Linked DNA regions of Homo sapiens: region 2 is linked to region 1. A link is an interaction called in ENCODE POLR2A ChIA-PET data of the cell type or tissue named here. Cell type or tissue: Caco-2. All regions are shown on one strand. Region 1 has its middle 8.4 kb from the start of NDST1. Region 2 has its middle 11 kb from the start of TCOF1.

The links. Peaks named below come from ENCODE experiments on the same cell type or tissue, not always from the same donor. Only the 100,000 strongest peaks of a DNase experiment are listed, where the experiment ranks them.
Region 2: POLR2A ChIA-PET joins it to region 1 with 5 read pairs; 3 of 35 experiments call an interaction of 5 or more read pairs at or near these places.

The regions. Positions count from the first base shown.
Region 1 is chr5:150,497,730-150,501,729 of GRCh38, reverse strand. It overlaps a transcript of NDST1 not described here. Among named protein-coding and RNA genes, the nearest start is that of NDST1, 8.4 kb to the left of the region's middle. RefSeq lists an enhancer at 1-258 and a silencer at 2,909-3,203. In Caco-2, no CTCF peak of the experiment used is centred here; a DNase peak (open chromatin) is centred at 2,039.
Region 2 is chr5:150,344,763-150,348,762 of GRCh38, reverse strand. No RefSeq gene overlaps it. Among named protein-coding and RNA genes, the nearest start is that of TCOF1, 11 kb to the left of the region's middle. In Caco-2, no CTCF peak of the experiment used is centred here; no DNase peak of the experiment used is centred here.

The DNA.
Region 1 (4,000 bases):
TCCAAAACAGGGTCTCCATGTGTTTTGTTCACTGCTGCATCCCAGTTCTAGAAAAGAGCCTGGACCAAAGTAGATGTTTAATACAAATATACTGAATGAGGGACTATTGTCTCCCTCATCTGAACACACAACTTTAGGCTTACACAGCCCCTACAGACCAGGGGCTAGAGGCTGATACAAGACTCAACCTGGGCCAGCTAAAACCCTGAGGGTTTTCGCCTGGCCAGTTCCCAGCCAAATTCCCAGTCCTGTTCTAGTCCAATTGACTGCTTGGACCAATGGATGACAAGACTTTACGTTTGTCCCTGTCCGGTGCCTTTTCCTCTCCTTTTGGCCATGAGGGAGAACTTCTGAGTCCTGACAGTTGGGCTGCCAGAGGGAATGTGGACTGGACCGCCGCCACCCACCTTCATGGCCTTTCCAGCATCCATCCAAGGCTGCCTACCCCATGCTCCCAGCAAGAGGAGGCAGAGGAGGGAGGCTGGTGCTACGCTTGCCCTTTTCCTGTGGTCAGCAGGAGGACTATCAGAAGGAAGCTTTGTTCTCAGAATGAAGAGCACGAAGCCCAGTGTCAGGCGGAAGCGGGCACAGAGGCAGCTGTCCCATCAGATAGTTTAAGGAAAGACAAAACAACAACAACAAAAAATGGGATGGAGAATGTTTGAGGGGTAATTTGCACACCCAACCGGTTTCATGCCTCCGGGGTGGCTGTGACGATGGTTCATTTTTCCAGGCTCTAACTAGGTCGTCATAGACAATCAGATGATTGTCCCAGCTAGATGATCTGCCACTGCCCCTGCAGAGGGAGGTGGAGATGGAAGAGTGTGGCCTTGCCTGGCATTGGAAGACCTGGGGTCCCAGCCCAGCTTTCCACCCACTCAAGTGACATTAGGAGAGTGTCTTCCCTCTATGTACCTCAGTTTACCCGGCTGTAAATGGCTTGTTCATGCCTGCACTTGATGTTTCAGCCTGCCTGCCACAGGACCACACAGCAGGAGAGCCCCTCAGCCTGTGGCCAGGTCACTGGGCCACCCAGGCCAGGCTTTCCCTGTGGGGCCTGATACCAGGGGCACAGCACTTGCCCACTTTGAGCCAGGCTTTCAGTCTGCCTCCTCTCCTGACCTGTTCCCTAATGTGAATGTGAAACTCCTCTGGGCCTGGCTAGGGTGGGGCCAGGACTGGCAGCCCTCACCCCACCCAGACACTGGCACCTGCCCCAATCCACTCTGTGTTATCCTCTCCAAGGATAGCTCACATTGCACTCAGCCACGACAACTGGGGAAGCCCAGAACATTGGCACAGGGGGCAAAAGAGTAGCCCAGAGAGAGAAAGGGGCATGGTTAATGTCGCCCAGCACAACAGCCACCCAAGGCTCCTCCCTACCAGCCCTGGGCTCCATGCACTAAGACAGTCCTTAAAGAGTGGTCTATAGACCCCCTGGTCTGAATGTTCTCAGGATGGGGAGGCTACACCCTAGAATGAAAGAATCAGAGCAGGAGGCAGCGGGTGGGGGCAGCAATCTGCATGCATTTTTGCAAGCTTCCCAGGTTTTTCCTGTAGCCAGAACAATTGCAACCTCTCAGCTAAGACCTCTTCCAGGAGAAGACATCTTAGCAGGCCCCAGGGAATACTTAAGATTTCAATTGAATGAGTTAAATAAACCTTGACGGGACAGACAGTTGGACAAGGGAGCTGTCGGATAAAGCAACATACTCTAGGAGGAGAAAGCACAGAGAGGCCCAATGGAGAAGAAGCCCAGGCCAGTAAACATCTGAACTGGTCCACACCCCTCTTCACCCTGCTGGCCTCAGCACACAGAGGTCTGGACCTGATATCCTCTGAAGGCTGCTGAGCACAGTCCTCCCCTCCCTAAACTCCTCCAAGCCCACCATGAGAGTAAGACCTGGTGACAGCTGCAGGTGGATGCTCCTCTCCTTGGTTACACTGCAGGGTGGGGCCCGCCCTTTCAGGGACTGTTATCTGCAGCTTAAGAAGCCGCCTGGGTCAGTGGCTACGCAGGCAGAGCTTATCTTGGGGGAGGATTCGAGGGTCACAGAGCAGGCTGACCCAGAGGCCTCTAGCAAATGGAACCTTCACAGCTGGAGGGATAGACCATGGCCACACCTGCTTTCACACAGGAAGCACTTGTTATGCTCCTACTGGGGAAACCGTCCTGAGCCTAAGCATGATGCTCCAATGCTTCCATGCTTCGAGGGACACAAAGGTGATTCAGCCCACAGCCCTTACACCCGCTGCCTTAGAAGAGCCCACAAAGGAACAAGGTAGGAGAGAAAGTGGTTCATAGCTTAAGGACAGGGTTGCAAACTCAGATGCCTCCAGTGACCAGAAAGATCATGTAAGCATATGAAATGGCTGGCTGGGGATGGGGTGAAGTGTACATGCCTCACCTCCAGCAATGACCCCTGGAGAATGTAGGCTCAAGGTTTTCCTGTCTTCCAATTTTTGAAATAAAGCCAGAAGTCTGAGTTTTTATGTAAAACCTCTGGTTGGCAACCAGCTCAATATTTGGCATGGACCAAACAAAATCTGCCCATAGGGCAAATGTGGCCTGCCAGTTTGTGACCTCTGTTTTCTTAAAAGGGACAGAGAACACACTGTGGAGCTCAGTAGAGGCCAACTTCCCTGCAGCTGAGGTACCTTGGAAGGCTTCCTGGAAGAGAAGGCATTGGTGCTGGGCTGCAAGGATGGAGAAGGCTCTTCTGGGGAAGGAATCCTGGATAGGGAGTGGGGTGTACCTCTAGAACTTCAGAGGCCATAGGCAGGAACATCCTGTCCCTACAACCTGGCAGGCTGGACCAAGAGCCCAAGTCATCTAGACTCCTGTGTTTCCTCCCCAAAAAGGAGGCATGAAGCAGGCATAGAGGTATCAGTTTAGTGCTGTCCCCAGGTAGCGGGAGGAGGGGCCGCCAGCCCAGCAAACCTCTGGACTAAACTAAATCAATTGGTGGCAGAATAGCAAGGGTCCAATTTCATCCCTGGAGCTTGAGGAACAGGTCAGCTAACGACAGCTCCGTGGGGGGAAGGGAGAGAAAGAGACAATGGAGGGACAAAAGGAGGTTGAGAATCGTGCCCTGCCTGGCCAGACCCGGCTGGTTACATAACCCTGCCTCAGGACAAAGCCAGGGAGGGCCTGGGCTAGGGAGTCCCAGAATGCAGAAAGGGTTTCCCCTACCTCCCCTGCCCACCCCTGCTCTCTAAGCTGGTCCTGCAGCTCCTAGAAAGCCCAGCACAGAGTGCGGAGCCAGGGGTGGAGACTAAGACCCCAGGATCAGACACTTACAAGATCACTCAGCAAATTCATAGCAGAGCTAGAACTACCAACAGCAAACTTTTACCAAATGATTACTTTGTACCAAGCACGAGGTAAGTCCTTTACAAACATTAACTTACCTAAAAGTCTAACTATAACACCATGAGATAAATACTGTTATTGCCATTTTACTGAGGAAGCACAGACAAAGTAACTTACCCAATGTCACACAGCTCCTAAGTGGAGGTGCCAGCTCAGAAGCCAACAGCCCGTCTCCAAGACCACACCCTGACCCAGGATGCTACACTGCCACCAGGCTACTTTCTATTTGCACCACGCTGCCACCATTTCTCAAGCCCGCAGTGCACACGGCCCCGTCAGCACTCCACAGGGACACCCAGCCTTCTGATGATCTGATGAAACCAACAAACTCTTTCTTCAGAAAAAGAAAACACAGAAATGCCTACAACTCACTGCACCTTTGGGGGCTCATGGACCCCTGCACTGGTGGGAATGGACAGGTCACGATCACAGGATACTCAAGAGACAGGAGGTAGCAGAGGGAGCCGACTCCCTCAGGTCCCCTGGGCCTCCTCATATCAGCTTTCATCCACAGGCGTGGGCATGGATCGGTGCTCAGGGCCTCGTCATCCCTTCGGGGCCGGGAGAACAGAATGAATCACGGCACACAATGGCCTGCGCCTCTGTATCCACTGGGTGTGACTCACA
Region 2 (4,000 bases), 150 kb after region 1:
GTGAGCCACCATGCCCTGCGTAGATTTCTTTTACTTTTTTTTTTTTTTTTTAGAGACAAGTGTCTTGCTCTGTCACCCAGGTTGAACTGAGATGGTGATCATAGCTCACCGCAGCTTGAAATTCCTGGGCTCAAGCGATCCTCCTGTTTCTTCCTCCAGAATAACTGGGACTACAGGCACACACCACCATGCCCAGATAATTTTTAGAAACTTTTTGTAGAGACAGGATCTTGCATTGTTGCCCAGGCTGGTCTCGATCTTCTGGCTTCCAGTGATCCTCCTTCTGCCTTGGCTTCCTAAAGTGCTGGGATAAGAGGTGTGAGCCACAGCAGCCGGCCTAGATTGTGAAAAAAGACATTTCAAATACATAAGAGCATCTCAGTTCATTTCCCTTCCCTTTGCCCAGAGATAGTCACCAGCCCATTCCCGGAAGTTGGCATGAGTTGTTCCTGCACATGTTTATGTATACATGCTATACATGTATTCATTCATAAAACATAGAAAGTGTTGCTTTGTAGCTTTAAACTCTTTGTAAATGACATAATATTGTGCATAGCCTTCTGCAACTTGCTTGTTTTCATTCAACATTGTGTTTGAAATTTATCCACATTTGATGTGCAGAGCACCAGTATACACATATCCACTATTCAATCAATTTCATTGTAGGGGCATGTACTACAGTTTATCAATCCATTCTCCTGTTGATGGGCATTTGAATGATGTCCAATTTTCCATAATAAAAACCGCACTGCCGTGACCATCCTCATGCGTGTCTTGCATGTGCCTGGGGAAGAATGGCCGGGTGTGTGAGTATCTTGGGGCTCCCTGCCATTGCCTGACTGTATCTGAAAGGGTCAGTTTCTGTGGCTCCACATCCAGACTTGACCTGGCAATAGTCAGACTTTGGGATGTTTATCACTCTGATGGGGGCCAAATGTCTCTCGTTCTTGTTTTTAAGTTCTATTTCTCTGAAGAGTGGAGTTAAACCGTTTTCATAATTGTGCTAGTGGTTTGGATTTCCTCTTCTGTGGATCGCCTCTTGTACCCCCTGTCCGTGTTTCCATGGTGCTGTTCGTGTCTTTCTTATTGATTTGCAGGAGCTCTAATCTTGTGGTCTGCTGCGACTGTCTTTTGTTAGTCTGTGAATTATTTTTTCACTTTATGTATGCAGTCTTGCGATGCACAAAGGCTTTAGGTTTGAATATAATGAACTGCGTCAATGTCTTCCTCTATTGTTTGGGGTTCTACAATCCGCAGCAAGCTGAGGCCATTTCTTGGTGTGGCACCCTCCTCAGGAGGCCTTGACCTCAGGTGGAATGTTAGCACGGGCTTTAGAGCAGGGCCCACTTGGGTTGAAATTCAGGCTGAGTGATTTATAGGCTGGTGAACTTGGGGATAAGTCATTTTACCTTTGGGTTTCAGCTTCTTTACTTGTAAAATAGGGAAGAGAACTGTCTTGAGCTCTCAGGGGTGTTATGAGGCTGGAGGAAGCAGGTCAAGGCACAGTGGGAAGTCTTGAAATCCCCCAGGGAGAGGGAGGACTCACTGAGAAAAGCCTCAGAAGACGCTGCTCCCTGAGAGCCATCCAGTGTGAATGTCCTAATCTTGCCTGGCCCCAAGATTACAGTCTCTTCAAATCTAACTTTGCATCTGCAAGTGGAGCTGAGTCTCTGGAGGAGCTGGGACATGCGAGACATGAGACACCAGTCTCCCTCCTTTTCCCTCCCACCCATGGCCCTGGGTTCTGAGCTGTTCCTGGGGCCATGCTTGGTGACTCTGGAAGCAGGAACTTATGGAAGTGGCATACGTGATGTCTCAAGAAAACCGGAAGAGGACGGAGGATGTATCCCATGGCCTCCATACACCATGGCCACTCAAAGCTGCCCAGTCACCCTCGCAGCAGGGTGGGGAGGGCATCTGAGGGCTCCAAGAGAATATTTGTCTGGGGAAAGAAAAGGACACACGTGCCTGGTGACTCTCACTCATATGTGACCACGTGCCAGCCCACACAAACAGGTCTCTTGAGGCCATGGCAGGGGGCTACCCCATCACCTCTGAGCAGTTCAATCCTGGGCACAGCATACACAGGAACAGGTTTGGAGGGGAGGTGGGCAGAGGCCTCTGGGTCCAGCAGCCTCTTGGACAAGGCCATAGAACCCATGGCAAATAGGTCTGGATGATGCCTCCTTCTTCGTCCCACTTACTGACCGCGAGTCACCCCACCATCACCACCTCTGAAAGGTCAGCCTGCTCACACGGCCAGAGCACTGGATTCCAGTGGAGAATGTAGTTCAAAAACTGAAACCTGTTTTTGGAGAAGATGATGTATACACATGATGCAAACGTGTAAAGGTATGCAAAGGGTACCGAGAAAAGTAAATCTCCTGGGCTCCCATCCTCTGTTCCCCAGCTTCTCGGTTCTCTTCCCAGGAGGATGCAATATTACCAGGGCTTAGATATGACTGCATACACACACACACACACACACACACACACACACACACACACACACAGAGGCACACAATATTGATAGTAGTACATTATATACACCAAGGTAAACCTTGCTTATTTTTTCACCCCATCTTCTCTCCCACAAATGTGGACCTGGAATGTAACAGGCGAGAGTGAATGCAGAACGGATGCATTAGTGGATGAGGTGGTGGAAGGATGAACAATGTCCGTCCAGGTGCAGGCTTTTTCTACTCTGTGTTTTGAGACTCATCCTGTCCCTGAGAGGATCTCTCTCCTTTGGCCCATTGCTGCAGGTGGGTAAATTCAGGCCTTCTTGACCCTGGCACAGAGCCATAATGGGGGAACTAAGTGAACCAGGCAGCTGAACAGCTTAATTGTCATTTCCACCAGCAGATGGTTACCAGGGAAACTCAAAGAATGTTAGAACAGGGACGGGTTTTCAGGCAATGTGGAGGCAGCCTGACAGAATCTCAGAATGGGAAAGGGGACGGTTCCGACAAGTTCTTCAAGAGTTTGATTTTTAATTTTCATTTCAATGATAATCTAAAATAATTAAAGATTTTAACCGGATGCAGTGGCTCATGCCTGTAATCCTAGCACCTTGGGAGGCCAAGGCGGGTGGATTGCCTGAGCTCAGGAGTTTGAGACCAGCCTGGGCAACCCGGTGAAACCCTGTCTCTACTAAAATACAAAAAATTAGCTGGTGTGGCAGTGCGCATCTGCAATCCCAGCTACTCGGGAGGCTGAGGCAGGAGAATTGCTCGAACCCAGGAGGTGGAGGTTGCAGTAAGCTGAGATTGCACCACTGCACTCCAGCCTGGGAGACAGAGTGAGACTCGATCTCTAAAAAAAAAAAAAAAAGAAAAATTTTAGGCCAGGCACAGTGGCTCACGCCTACAATCCCAGCACTTTGGAAGGCTGAGGCGGGTGGATCACCTGAGGTCAGGAGTCCGAGACTAGCCTGACCAACGTGGTGAAACCTGCCTCTACTAAAAATACAAAATTAGCTGGGTGTGGTGGCAGCGCCTGTAATCCCAGCTACTTGGGAGGCTGAGGCAGGAGAATCGCTCTAACCCGGGAGGTGGAGGTTGCAGTGAGCTGAGATTGCACCATTGCACTCCAGCCTGAGCAATGAGAACGAAACTCTGTCTCAAAAAAAAAATTATATTTTTCGATAATTTGAACATCTGCCTTATAACATTGTATGGACAAGTGATTTCAATGCTGTGTTGATGTTTGCCTTTGTGATCACACTGGCGCTGGGGTAATCAATGACTTTACAGCCACCTGAATAAACCAAGATTTTGCTGTAAATCAAACTTAGAAGGTTCTTAAATTTGTGTCTGCAGACTCCTAAGATTTCTGGGCATATTCTTGGGCCAGTGAGAATTATTTTGGAGGCATCTGTATGTTACTCAAGTATGAGAAACCCTGGTGAGGACAAAAGGACCCCAGGCAAGAGTTGGAAGCTTGGATTCGGCTCCTGTCTCTGCCTCTTCTTATCAATTGGGTCACTTGGACTCTTCTG